Linked DNA regions of Homo sapiens: all the other regions are linked to region 3. The links are chromatin loops, found by intact Hi-C in ENCODE. Cell type or tissue: endothelial cell of umbilical vein. All regions are shown on one strand. Links, peaks and the distances in the headings refer to the core of each region. The heading gives the core; the rest is flanking DNA.

Region 1 (5,005 bases), core at 512-4,511, 73 kb after region 3:
AAAAAAATAACAAATAAGTTTTTAAATGAACACTGTGTTAGAAAGAAAACAGCAAAAGAAATCCCCAGGAGCTATAAACAAACAAACAATTGTACTACAGAGTGGTAAAGATAACCCCGGGTGTTTTTGTTTTGTTTTGTTTTTTCTTTTCTTAGTCAAAGTCAGCTAGGAGTTTGTTTTTAATGCCCATATGGAAAAAGTAGATGAGACCTTGGCTCCTCTTTTAGGTTGGTGGAAGTGAAATTTCCCTATATATAAACCTGGGACCCTCAAAGAAACCATGCCCACAGGGAAAAGGTCGGGGTGGGAGTGAGGGGAATCTACCTACCAGTCAGGACTTAAGAAAAAGAGGCTGGGTGTGGTGACTCATGCCTGTAATCCTACTACTTTGGAGGCCAAGGTCGGGGATAACCTGAGTCCAGGAGTTCAAGACCAGCCTGAGCAACATGGCAAGATCCCATCTCCATAAAAATAATGGAAAAAAAAAAAAAAAAGAAGCTCTTAGTCTTGACTTGGGCTTAGGATAGGAAAACTTCCCCTAGGAATTCATATCCACAGGTCTGTCCCTTATATAGATTTAGGATTTAAAAGTATAAGCAAGTAGTCTAAAATCTACACAGAAACTGGACCTAGGCTTTCAAACATGGAAGAGGCAAAAGCAAAAACACTCTGGAGAAGCAACTGTATTCGTTTATGCAATGCTTTGCACATGAAAACCTGGATCTGTGATTAAGCATTTAAGGTAACACTCATAAAACTATATCATTTGCAGTAAACATGTCTACCAAGTAAATTAAAGGACCCTTATACTATGCAGCAGCTAAAGCAAAGTAGGATTTGATTAAAAGTCCTTAGAAATGGAGGACTGTTTTAATTCTAGAAGTGGGGGAGGAGAAACTCATACCCTTTAACTGACTACTACAAGTCTTTCTAAGAACTCCAGCTTTCCATAAGACATGTACCCACTTAGGAGATCATAGGTCAGGTTTTATAATATACTTTATAATTAATATAAAAAATTAACCATGATTATAAATCAATGCCTCATTTATAGGAGCCTGGAGTCTATCATACTTGTTTTAAATGTTTTTTATACCAATTTATTTATTTATTTGTTTTGTTTTGTTTTTCTTGCCAACATGGTGAAATCCCATCTCTACTAAAAATACAAAAAATTAGCCAGGCATGGTGGTAGGCACCTGTAATCCCAGCTACTTGGGAGGCTGAGGACCTGGGAAGGGGAGGTTGCAGTGAGCGGAGATCATGCCACTGCACTCCAGCCTGGGGGACAGAGTGAGACTCTGTCTCAAAAAAAAAAAAAAAATGCCTTGTCCTTGTTGGTACCCATACCCATACCAGGTAAACCTATATTTGGTCACTTGATAATCACCTGACTTTGCATGCCTTCTTAAATGTCCCATATCTTGTCATTCTGAATAGCATTCAAAATTATGTTCATCAGACGTAAATAGATATTTTACTAATTAGCATGATCCCTTACTTCTTATGTATAAGTGATTGACAGATAATAGCTGACTACCTGCCAATTTGGTTTTTGTACTCCATTGAGTATAATACCCCTCCTCAAGGTAGGAAATGTTAAGAATTTTTTTTCTCATTTACTGCTGTCTGCTGAACTAGACAGCTATCTCTAAAAGGTACACAATAATAACTGCTGCTTTTCATAAACTGTTTATAGTCATTCACAGCCTCTATTTCTTCTGTACGCAAGTAAATCATGTTTCCAGATGAAAATGAAAAATACTTTTATTAATGGCTTTTATTATTTTTAAAGTGCTATAATTTCAAAGATGTTAATTGTGTAAGGATGTAAATAAATGTAAACTCTCCAGGTCAATTTTCTTAAAAGGAAGTCCAGATACTAAAAACAACTTCAGGATGTAAAATGCTGGGAAACAGCACGAGCAACTCATATGCATCAGAGACGGAATCACATTGTAAGTAAAGGTGTTAGGCTGCTCTGTGGACAGGTAAAGAAGAGCCAAAACAGCTCTGGTAAACAGAACTCATAGCTACCATCCAAAGGTAAGTTAAACATACAGGTAATGTAGAGAAAGCCTGCCATAACCACATGATGAAAGCAAGAGCACAAACAAATGTCTTCAAATCGAATGACAATAATGTTATGACTATGACTAGTATGTACCTTAGCAATCACTCAGGGAACAGAAAAAAAATGATAGATTCAGAATATAAATTCACTAAAATGATTTCTTAGCTATTTTATACTATTATTTATGTAATAATAATTTGTTATATATTCTTACTATTGTATTAATTTACCCATTAATAAAAGACACTAACAATAAGCCACTACATTAAAATAGCAGATCAGGCCAGGCATGGTGGCTCATGCCGCCTGTAATACCAGCACTTTGGGAGGCCAAGGCAGGTGGATCACCTGAGGTCAGGAGATCGAGACCAGCCTGGCCAACATGGTGAAACCCTGCCTCTACTAAAAATACAAAAATTAGCTAGGTGTGGTGGCGGGCACCTGTAATCTCAGCTACTTGGGAGGCTGAGGCCAGAGAATCGTTTGAACCCGGGAGGCAGAGGTTGTAGTGAGCCGAGATCACGCCATCGCACTCCAGCCTGGGCAACAAGAGGGAAACTCTAGCTCAAAAAAAAAAAAAAAAAAAAAAAGCAGATCAGAATTCATCATTAAATTCCTATATACAAAAATTCCATAATTAGAAATATCACCAGCAGATACAAATTTAAATATCAAGTTTGTATTAGAAAAAAAAGAATGCTGGTTGGTTAAAATGGATAGAAGACAGCAATAATGAGTCAGGTTATAGGTTCAATCCCATAGAGCCCAGCTGGGTTCACATTGAGAAAAGTACATTTCATGGTCAAAGACAGGTCCCTGATCTCAGCAAAGGGTCACACATCTATGCTATTAGTTGAAAAGGGAATTATACTGGAGATGGTTCAAAAAACAAAAAACTATCATCATTACAGGAAATAACTCATAGCATACATCCTGATGACAAATGAATAGTGCTATTTTCTTTGTGAATAACATCTTCTGCTGCACTATTACTAACTCTAGGAAGATATGCTGGACTTCTTGGCTTTGTTTTAACACTATCCACATATCATGAAATATTATATTGCCGAGGCAGTATTTATGAAGCCAAATAGAAAGCAAACCATGAACTCCATACATAGGAAAACAACAACAAAGAATTAATGGCTGGGTGCAATGGCTCATGCCTGTAATCCCAGCACTTTGGGACAACGAGGTGAGAGGATCACCTGAGGTCAGGAGTTCAAGACCAGCCTGACCAACATGGAGAAACCCCATTTCTACTACTAAAAAAAAAAAAAAAAAAAAAAAAAATTAGCCAGGTATGGTGGCACACACTTGTAATCCCACCTACTCGGGAGGCTGAGGCAGGAGAATCACTTGAACCCAGGAGGCAGAGGTTGCAGTGAGCCGAGATCACGCCATTGCACTCCAGCCTGGGCAACAAGAGTGAAACTCTGTCTCAAAAAAACAAAACAAAACAAAATAAAAACAAAAAACAATTAATGATCACAACTCTACTCCTCAATGGCGCAGGGTCAACACCAGCATTAGAACAACAGGGATCACTCAACTGTATTCTGAATAATATTTACAAAGCACCTGTGAACTAATTCTTAGCAGTTAAGAATTTTTCTTTCCCCACTATCATTTTCCTCTTGAAATAAAGCAAATTTAAAATATGCCAACTAAGGCAAGAGATTTGAACCCCACCTACATCAGGATCACCTAGGGAGTTATTCCAGGGCTTATTCCAGAAACCACCAGAACCAATTTTAATAAGTATGGTGTAGGGCCCTGGGATCTGCATTTTAAACAAACACTGGAACACTAAAAGTTTGAGATGAGAATTACTGACTAAAAAAAAAAAAATTGCAGTTTATGTAGAATGCACACATTAGCAATATAAAAGGAAAAGAAGATGTCTACTTATTATTTTCTCTTGTTTATTTTTCTAAATTAAGTATATTTTGTTTTAGGCCAGGTGCAGTGGCTCACACCTGTAATCCCAGCACTTTAGGAGGCTGAGGAGGGTGGATTACCTGAGATCAGGAGTTCAAGACCAGCCTGACCAACATGGTGAAACCCCGTCTCTACTAAAAATACAAAAAAAAAAATTAGCCAGGTGAGGTGGCGGGTGCCTGTAATCTCAACTACTTGGGAGGCTGAGGCAGGAGAATCACTTGAACTGGGGAGGCGGGGGTTGCAGTGAGCCAAGATTGCACCATTGCATTCCAGCCTGGGCAACAAGAGCGAAACTCCATCTCAAAAAAAAAAAAAAAAAAAAAAAAAAGTATATTTTGTTTTTAACTTAGAACTATTTAATATTCCTTAGGAAATAGTTCAACAAGCCGAATTTAAGTGGTCTCTCCATAAAGGCACTTACATGATTTACACTTCAAAACTACTGAATTTTTTAAAACCACTTAAATTCCTTCATACAATTTTTGAATTAAAATGACAAGTGTGGCTTCTTTTTCAACATTTAAATATAACTCACATACCACAGAATTCATCCTTTAAAGTGTACAATTCTGTGGTTTTCAGTATTATCACAAAGCTGTGCAAACATCACCATTAAATTCAGAGCCCTTTCATCACACCAAAAAGAAACTCCGTACCTATATGGCACTCACTCCCATTTCCCTCACCCTCACACCCTGACAACCACTAATCTACTCTGTATTTCTATGGATTTGTCTATTCTGGATATTTTGTATAAGTGGAATCATACAATATGTGGCTTTTATGTCTGGATTATTTAACTTAGCATCATGTTTTCATGGTTCATGCTGTAGCATGTCTCACTATTTCACTTCTGTTTATGGCTGAATAATCTTCAGCATATGGATACACCATATTGTGTTAATCCATTATTAATTATTTGGTAGGCATTTGGGTTGTTTCTACTTTTTGGCTACTATGACTAATGCTGCTATAAACATTAATGAA
Region 2 (5,005 bases), core at 512-4,511, 180 kb after region 3:
AATACTTGTTATTAAGTCCATACATTCAAATACAAAACTAATATGTGAATTCTGATTTACCAGAGGCTACACATACAGGTTTTAATTAAATATAGTTACAAAATCCTTAATCTATAGATTTAATATTTATATTAAATAAAAAATTGTATGATGTAATAGAGCAAAATCCAATCATTTTTATCAAAACGATGAAAAGTTTCAGATTTATCATGTGTATATTAAATAATGCTATAGCACATACTAAAATGATTGTAATAAACACTTTTTTAAAACAGCATCACATGTACAGATGTAATAAGCACTTTTGGCTTAGATATTTTTAAATATGCTTAGAAAGCTTATCTTTCAATAATTGTGATTGGAATATAATTAATTTTTTATATTTATTTAAACAGTTTTACATAGATGTAATAATTGTACATATTTATGGTGTACGCAGTGATGTGATATACATAAGACATAGTGATCAGATCAGGTAATTAGGACACCCATTATCTAAAACATTTATCATTTACTTGTGTTAGCAACAGTCAAAATCCTCCTCCTAGCTATTTGAAACTGTATTACTGCTAACTCTAGTCATCCTACAGTGTTATATAGAACTTTAGAATTTATTCCTCAGTCCAGCTCTTATTTTGTATACTTTAACAAATCTCTCCCTATCATCTCTCCCTCCCCACTACCCTTTTGATCCTCGAGTATCCACTGTTCTACTTTTTACTCATATGGAGATTAACCTTTTGGTAGCTTCCACATATGAGTGAGAACACGCAGTGTTTAACTTTCTGTGCCTGGCTTATTTCACTTAATATAATGTCCTGCAGTTCCATCCATGCTGCCACCAATGACAAGATTCCATGTTTTTTTATGGCTGAATAGTATTCCATTGTGTATATATGGCACCTTTTCCTTATCCACTTATCTGTTGCTGAACACCACTGATTCCATCTCTTTGCTAGTGTGAACAGTCCTGCAATAAACATGGTGGGTGCAGATGTCTCTTCAATGTACTGATATCCTTTCGTGTGGATAGATGCCCAGTAGTGGGAACTCTGGATCACATGGGAGCACTATTTGTGGTTTCTTGAGGAAGAGATATAATTTAATACATTATATTAAATGTATAATATTTATCAAACTTAAGTGTACAATTTGATGAGATTTGAATATATATATATGTTTCTGTAACCACCACCACAACCAAGATACACTCTAAAAGGTCCCTCATAACCCTCTGCAGCTAATTCCCTTGCCCCAACTCTTGGCCCCTGGTAACCAATAATCTGCTTTCTGTCATTGTGTAGTTTTGCTTTTTCAGTAATTTCATATAAATAAAACCATGGCCTATGGCTATGATGTATGGAGCCCGTAATGTTTAATTTCTTTCATTTAGCATAACACTTTTGAAATTCATCCATGTTGTTGCATGTACCAGTAGTCATTTCCCTTTTATTTCTGAGTGGTATTTCATTTATTCCAGTGAATACAGGTATTGCAATCTGTTTAGCCACTCACAGTTGATGGACATCAGAAATGTTTACAATTTGAGACTGGAATAAAACTGCTATTAATATTTGCTTAAAAGTAAATGTGAATATGTATGTTTTCATTACTCTTGATAAATGCCTAAGAGTGGAATTAGTATGATATACATTAAGTTCCTAACCTATACATCCTCATTAACTTTACACATTCTTTGTTGTTGTTTTTGAAAATCAAGTTTGTTGAAGAATAATTTACATAGAGAAAAATTCATTATTTTTAGGTGTACAATATAATGAGTTTTCTAAACATAGAGGCTTATGTAAGAACAATTATGACATGGAATATTTCCATGATCCCCAAAAGTTCCTTTTATTCTCCCTTGTATGCAATTCTTCCTCTTTTCCCATAGCTCCTAGCAATCATTGCTCTGTTTTCTGTCCCTAACAGCTATGCTTTTTCCAGAATGTCATATAAATGGAATCATACAACATGCAGCCTTTTGTTTTGGCTTTGTACACCTAGTATAATATTTTCAAATTCATCTGTGTTGTTGCATGTATTAGTGCTTCACTCCTTTTTATTACTAAGTACTATATAGATTCCATTGTATGGATTTATCACAGTTTGTCCATTTACCAGTTGATAACCATCTTGGTTATTTCCAATTTTTGTGATGAATATGGCTGCTATAAATATTCATGAAGCAGTCATTGCATGAACATATATTTTCATTCCTCTAGGGTAAGAGACCTAGAGTGAGACTCCTAGGATGTATGGGAAAGTGTATGGTTAATTCTATATGAAAGTGCCAAATTGTTTACAAAGAAGTCGTACCACTTTACTTCCCCATCAACAACATGTGAGGTTCCAGTTGCCTTGTATACTGCTCTTGGTATTGTTAGATTTTTAAAAAGTTATTCGAATAGGTATGTCATGGGATCACACTGTTGTTTTAATCAGCATTTCTCAGATGACTAATGATGTTTGGCATCTTTTCATGTGTTTATTCGGTATCTATATCTATTCTTTGTTGAAGTATCTGTTCAAAACTTACATTTTTTTTTTGTAGCAAGCTTATCTTGTTATATAGTATGTTTCCTACATATCCTGGATGTAAGTGCTTTATCACACATAAGTTGAACAAATACTTTAATCCAGTCTGGCGTATATTTTCATTTTCTTAAGAGTTGGCATTTCAAAGCAAATGTTTTTTATTTTAATGAAATCAATTAAAGATCTAAAGAAATATTTACCTAATTCAAGGTCACAAAGATTTTTCTCCTATGTGTTCTTTCAAGAAGTTCTACTTTTAGCACTTACGTTTGTCTACACTACGTTTTTTTCTGTTACATTTTGAGTTAATTTATATGTAAAATTAAGGGGTGAGGTTCTTTTTCTTTTTGGATATGGATAACCAATTGTTCATCATCATTTGTTAAAAAGATCATTTTCCCCCCTGGGCATACCTTGACATCTTTGTCAAAAATCAAATTGATCATATATGTTTGAGTCTATTTCTGGACTCTGTTACAGTCCATTGGTTTATATGAGTCTATCCTTAAATAACAAGCTATCCTAATGAATGTAATTTTATATTAAGTCTTTTGTTTTTTTTTCTCAAAATTGTTTAAACTATTCTGGATATTTACAATTTCACTTAAATTTTAGAATCAGCTTGTCTATTTCTCTTTTTTCCTTTTTTTAAGTTAAAAAAATAGAGATGGGGTCTCCCTATGTTGCCCAGACTGGTCTTGAACTCCTAGGCTCAAGTGATTCTCCCACATGGACTTTCCAAAGTGCTGAGATTACAGGTGTGAGCCACCATGCCTGGCCATCTTGCCAATTTCTTTAAAAAAGAAAGAAAGAAAGAAAAAGCCTGCTCAGATTTTGGATAGAGCTGCTTTGGACCTCAGATCAATTCTGGAGAAAACTGACATCTTAATAATATTGAGTCTTCCAATCCATGAGCGTAGTATAGTACAATTCTCCATTTTTAAGTTTTAATTCTCCAAAACAGTTTTATAGCTTTCAGTGAGTAGGTCTTATAAATACATTTTCAAATTTATCTATATGTATTTATTTTTTGATAGTATTTAAACACTAGTTTTAATTTCAATTTCTGATTGTTCATTGCTAGCATACAGGGATAAAATTGAGTTTTATATACTGACCCAGTATGCTATGAACAGCTAAACTCATTTATTAGTTCTAACAGTTGTTGTTGTTGCTGTTTTTTTCCTCATAGATTCCCTGGGACTTTCCACATAAACATTCAAGAAGGTATGCTAAAATGACTATTTTATTTCTTCCTTTCCAATCAGGATGTCTGCAGTTCCTATTTCTTGAAAGGCCTTTGTATGCATTTGGTGTTCAGGTAATGCTGGTCTCATATAATGTTTTTGGCAATTTAACCTCCTTTTCTATTTTTTGCAAGAGTTTGTGTAGAAATGGTATTATTTCTTCATTAAACATTTGATAGAATTCATCTGAACTACAAGTTTTCTCTGAGGTAAGGTCTTTTACTACAATTCAATTTCCTTTGTAGAACTATTAAGATTAACCATTTCTTCATTAGTGATATTTGATAGCTTGTGCCTTTCAAGAAATCTATTTCATCTAAGTTGTCTAATTTAGTAGCATAAATTTGTTCATAATATTTCTTTATTTTTCTTTTAATATCTGTAGTGATGTTCCCTCCCTTATTCTTAATATTTTTAATTTGTGTCTTCTCTTTCTGCATCTTTGCTAGATATTTACTATTAATACATTTATTAATCTTGTCAAGAGACAGCTTTTCATTACACTGATTTTTTTCTCTATCATTTATTTTTATTATTTTTTTCTTTCTTCAGCTTACTTTGACTACATGTGCTTCTCTTTTTTCCCACATTCTTCAGATTGAAGCTAAGATCATTGATTTTAGGCAATGATCCTCTCCTCCTCCCCTCCCCCTTACCCTCTCCCTTCTTAAATAAAATCATTTAATGCTATAATTCTACATTAGGCACTTCTTTATCTTCATGTTAAACATTTCTATAGGTTGTGCTGTTATTTTCAATTAGTAGAATATTTCTAATATCTCTTCTAATTTCATCTTTGGCCCATGTTTTATGTAGAAGCGCATTAATTTCCAAATCTCAAGAGATTTTCCAAAAACCTTTCTGTAACTGATTTCTGGTTTGTAATTAACCAGAGATCCAAGATCTCAATCTTTCTAAACATTTTGAGACTTATTTTAGGGCTGAATATGGTCAACGTGATAAATGTTCTACGTGTATTTAAAATGAATGTATTTTGTGCAATTGACTAAAATGTTTTATACATGTGACACAGATCAAGGTGGTTAATAATGTTCCAGTCTTCAGTATGCTTACTGATTTTTTGTCTACCTGTTCTCTAAATTACTGACATAACAGGGAGAGGCTGTCTATATTTCATTCCACTTCTATCCACTTTTGTCTTATGAATTTTGAAGCTCTATTTTTAGATGTATGTAAATTTAAGATCATCACCTTGATGA
Region 3 (5,005 bases), core at 497-4,496:
ATATGCCTAAATAGGTTATGTGTTTAACCCGTAATACATTGTAAACTTCTTAAAAGGTTAAGGTCCCAAGTACTGGCATATCAAGTGTATTTAACTTTTCAAGATAATAAATATAAGATAATATTTACATTAAATTTTTAAAATTCTTGATTTTAATAAATCTAAGGCTTATTATGAAGGCTGAAAATTTAGAAATAAAATTCTGAAATATTATCTAAATCAGATGGAAAAGTCAAATACATGTTTTCATTCATGAGTGGCAGTCTTGCATATAGCCTACTTCTAATAAATTTAAAATCAGATTCACTTCAATCTCAAGTTGCAAAACTAATATAGTACTTTTTTTCTCCTGTGATTAAGGGAGAGCAGACTTCAAAGCAAGTGTCTCTAGCTGCTAAATGTTCAAGATGTTCACTTTTGAATTTCTTCAGCCTTTTAAGTTGACACCAAAACATTTCATTAAAAAATAAGCTTATATCAATAAAGAATAAAAAAGAATCCAAGACCTTCAAGAACTAAAAAAAATTGAGCAAATTAAATGTGAAATATATAATAATTTTTACTTCATTTCCAATTTACATGACAAACAGAATGTGGAGGTTCAGTGGTAAACTGGCGGGGATCAGATTACACGCAGGCCTTACATAGGATAAGACAAAAGTTAGGTAGCTGAAAGCAGTCTTATTAATAACTAGAAAATCAAAGGTTAAATCCATGTATTTTAACTACTGAAAGAAATACATCATATATACATCATACATCATGAATACATCATATAGTGATGTGATCATAGAGTATATATATGACTTCTGCTTTAGCCTATGCCTAAATGCTGAGAGCACATAAAATATAGGTGTGATTTAAATAGATTATGTATGGGCAGGCTTATTTCAGATTTGAAACCCAACAATCAGTGGGTTGTAGGAGTGAGGAGGAGTGAAATAACTAACCAGGTACTTGAGGTAGACGACATAGAGGAAACCCAGGTGTTCTTAGTGCAGTAGGAGGCTTGCAAAGAACAGCTATTCACTTGGTAACTTAATTTCCAACTCATGTGAGGACAAAGGGAAAAAATGTAGCTGTAAAGGTGGGATGGATTAAATATAGGGGCAGAGTTTTACAAGAGTCACATGGTAATTCTCATGAGTTGAAGTCACTGCTCTGTTTCTCCAATGTCAGTGTAAGGAAACATACATTCAGTCATGGTGGTTCCTTTTCAAAATTTTTAGTGTTTTGATTGTTTTCCAAAAAGTTATCACAATTAGTTTTCATTCAACAAATACTTAGCACCTATTAAGTGCCAAGCATTAGGCCTTCTTACCTGTATACAGTGGTGAACAAATAGACATGGTCCCTGCCCTCATAGCCTTTACAGTCTTGTGGGGCAGACAGTCATTAAACAAACCCAGACTGGTATATAATTATGAATAGGGATGAGTATTATAAAAGAACAAGGTTGGATTAATGACAATAACAAGATAGAACAAATTTACACTGGGTGTCAGGGAAGATCTAAATGAGAGAGTGACATTTAAGCAGTTACATCTAAAGGGTTTTATATGTTAACACAAATTAACTTTATTCTTTACAATTTATACTTTGGGCTCAACTCTGGAAAACATTATTTTTTTAAGTTTACTTTTTCCTGTTCTGGCAGCCTTCCTCAGCAATATTTGTTATTGCTATAAGGTTGAGGTTCACTCCTCCTAAATAAATCACAGCATATAAATACCTGCTGCTCTTTTTGGTAAATTATTTTCTGATAATCTTATAAGTGTTCCTCAACCTTTATTTTTTGTTTCCTTTAATACCAGTCCACCTCTCCACACACTAATATCAAATATTACCACAAGCACTAGAATATCCCTTTTTTGACAGAACAAATTTTCTAGTTAATGTTTTATTTGACAGCTGTGCTACAAATAAAAAAATTCAAGCTCAGGACTCTGCACCACTGAATCTAAAATGTGGCCTGAAAATAATTCCGACTGCCAGGGGAAGGTTTTATTGTTGCCTCTGCTGTTCTGGTTGTGGCCCGAAAACATGATTTATGTTTAAAGAATTTCCTGTTACAATCCATGTTTCTCCTCCCTCCTCCCCAATCTAATAAGAGAAGGATTTTTTTTTTTGGCTTGTGTGCTAAAATATAATTGAATTTAACACTTGTGTTAGCTTTGCCATTATATATTACTGATCATATGATTTTCCCTTGATTCTGTGCTAAACTTAAGAAAAAATATTTAATATTCCTATTGTTGTAAAATCACAGACACATATTTACCTTAACTGAAATTATTTTAAATAAAACTAGCATCAGAGTTTTTATACAAGATATTAAGAAAGACACCAGGACTATCGTTTGAGATTTTTTTTATACAACTTTTCTGGTAAGTATAAATATTTTTATTTCACAAGCTAAGTCAGTCCCACTGAAATGAAGTTTAAGGCTATTCCTTATTTGTACGTTTTATACACACAAACACACACATTTTTAAAGACATTAGAAGGTATTTTGAAAGAGGGAAAAGAATGACATCAGGTTTATTAAGTCTAATGTAACATGGCAAACATACTAGGAACTTAGTGTTACAAATTACAGCATTTTCCCAAAAAAATCAGTGACTGACTGGTAACACCTAGATGAGACAACATGCTATGATCACAAAGTGTGCTACATTTAAAATTTAAAAAGCTAGGTCCAAGGCCTACTTCTGTCACTATTAGCTACATACATTTCAACGAATTACATAATCTCTCTAAACCTCAGTTTTATTATCTGAAAAATGGGGATAAGACACCTGTCTACTTCACAGGATTATTGTGAGACTGAAACAATATCTAGTATGTGAGAGAATTTTATAAATTCTATAAAATTGTGTGAATATAGGATTTTAATTATTAGTGTTATATGAAAGTGAAGTTAGCTTTACTTTACAAATGTTAATACTGAGTGTCTTTAAAAAACAATAATATAGAATGTCAACAAACTAAAAACACTCAAATGTCAAAACCAAAGATTGACATGGTTTGTGATTCCATTTATATGACATTCTGAAAAAGGCACAACTAAAGATGAGGAACAGATTAGTTGTTGCCAGGAGGTTGAGGGTGGGGTAAAAAGTTGACTTCTAGTAGGTGGCACAGGGTATTTGGGGGCGCTCTGCACCTTGATTGTGGTGGTGGTGAATTACTCTATGGTTTGCACTGTAAACCAAAAAGAGTGGTTTACAGTTCTATTAGTTCTATATTACAGTGTAAAATTCATTTTCATGTTTAAAAATGTTTTAATCACTTAAAAAATATATGGAAAAACAATATGAAGTCCAAAAGAATATTTGAGAAAAACTCCAGGAGTTTAAGACCACCCTGGACAACAGAGTGAGAACCCTGTCTCTATAAAAATTTAAAAAAAAAAAAAGCAAAAAAAACAAGAAATAGCTGGGTGTAGTGGCATGTGCCTGTGGTCCCAGCTACTTGGCAGGCCGACGCAGGAGGAGATCACCTGAGGCCAGGAGTTTGAGGTTGCAGTGAACTGTAACTGTGCCACTGTACTCCAACTGTCTCTTATACTGTCTCCAACTGTCTTCTTTAAAATAGGCAGAAAAAAAAGACATGTCCAAGACTCAAAGAGGAGTGTTTAGGTTCAATAGTAATCCACCCCATAGACTTAAACATCTAGTAAAAGCCCAAATAATCAAAAAGGCTTGAATGGTGATGTTTTCTTTCCTACACCTACAGAATAAAGATGCAAACTATAAGAAAACCATGTCATCAATTCCATATAACAAACAATAAAGATTAAAAAGATGTTCAAGAACAAACTCCTTGAATAACCAAAAATTAATTGTTCTATAAACTATATTAAGGCAGGAGTATGGACTCAAACATTTTATAAAGATTATTAATAAGACTGAAAGATGATTTACCATAAAGCATTCAAATAACTAGAAATTTTAATTTAAAAGATTTTTCAATTCCTACAACATTAAATAAAGATATATGTAGGCCTTTGTTCCAGCTGAAATATCTACTGTCATAATATACAGTCATGAGCTTTATAACACAACTTTTTGGTCAACGATGGACCACATATATGATGGTGGTCCCATGATATTATAATGAAGCTGAAAAATTCCTGTCACCTATTGACATCATAGCTGTGGTAACGTTGTAGTGCAATGCATCACTCACGTTTGTGGTGGTGCTGGTTTAAATGGACTTACTACACTGCCAGATGTATAAAGATACAGCACATACAATTATGTATAGTGCATAATACTTGATAATAAATAACTCTGTTACTGGTTTATGTACTTATTATCCCATACTTTTTATTGTTAAAGTGTAGTCTTTCTACCTATAAAAAGAAAAAGTTGATTCTAAAATAGGCACAGGCAAACCCTTCAGGAGGTATTCCAAAAGGCAGTGTTATCACAGGAGATGAAAGCTCCATGCGTGTTCTTGCCCCTGAAGACCTTCCAGTGGGACAAGAATGTGGAGGTGGAAGACAGTGATATTGATGATCCTGACCCTATGGAGGCTTAGCCTAACTTATATGTTTTTGTCTTCGTTTTCTAAAAATTTTTTAAAATAGAAAAAAACCTATACAATAAGGATATATAGAAAATATTTTTGTACAGTTGTACAATGTGTTTGTGTTTTAAGCTATGTGTTATTACAAGAATTGAAAAGCTTAAAATCATTAAAAAGTTTATAAAGTAAAAAAGCTTCAGTAAGCCAATTATTAGTAAAGAAAAAATTTTAAAAACAAATTTAGTGTAGTCTAAGTGTACAGAGTTTTATAAAGTCTACAGTAGTGTACAGTCATATCCTAGGCCTTCACATTCACTCACTGCTCACTCACTGACTCACCCAGCGCAACTTCCAGTCCTGCAAGCTTCATTCATGGGAAGTGCCCTATACAGGTATGCCAGTTTTTATCTTTTATTATTATTATTTTTTACTTGCAGAAGACAATGGAATGGTTTTTATCTCTTATACCATA

The links. Peaks named below come from ENCODE experiments on the same cell type or tissue, not always from the same donor. Only the 100,000 strongest peaks of a DNase experiment are listed, where the experiment ranks them.
Region 1: a loop joins it to region 3, with 2.8 times the contacts of the local background. A loop is called at or near these places in 1 of 110 quality-filtered maps.
Region 2: a loop joins it to region 3, with 2.9 times the contacts of the local background. A loop is called at or near these places in 1 of 110 quality-filtered maps.

The regions. Positions count from the first base shown.
Region 1 is chr4:150,376,663-150,381,667 of GRCh38, forward strand. All of the region lies in intron 47 of LRBA (LPS responsive beige-like anchor protein), which reads right to left. Among named protein-coding and RNA genes, the nearest start is that of LRBA-AS1, 200 kb to the right of the region's middle. In endothelial cell of umbilical vein, for the core only: no CTCF peak of the experiment used is centred there; a DNase peak (open chromatin) is centred at 2,969; H3K27ac peaks cover 810 bases.
Region 2 is chr4:150,480,316-150,485,320 of GRCh38, forward strand. All of the region lies in intron 42 of LRBA (LPS responsive beige-like anchor protein), which reads right to left. Among named protein-coding and RNA genes, the nearest start is that of LRBA-AS1, 96 kb to the right of the region's middle. In endothelial cell of umbilical vein, for the core only: no CTCF peak of the experiment used is centred there; a DNase peak (open chromatin) is centred at 2,456; H3K27ac peaks cover 901 bases.
Region 3 is chr4:150,304,161-150,309,165 of GRCh38, forward strand. The region is part of intron 52 of LRBA (LPS responsive beige-like anchor protein); the gene reads right to left. Among named protein-coding and RNA genes, the nearest start is that of DCLK2, 230 kb to the left of the region's middle. In endothelial cell of umbilical vein, for the core only: no CTCF peak of the experiment used is centred there; a DNase peak (open chromatin) is centred at 2,041; H3K27ac peaks cover 2,430 bases.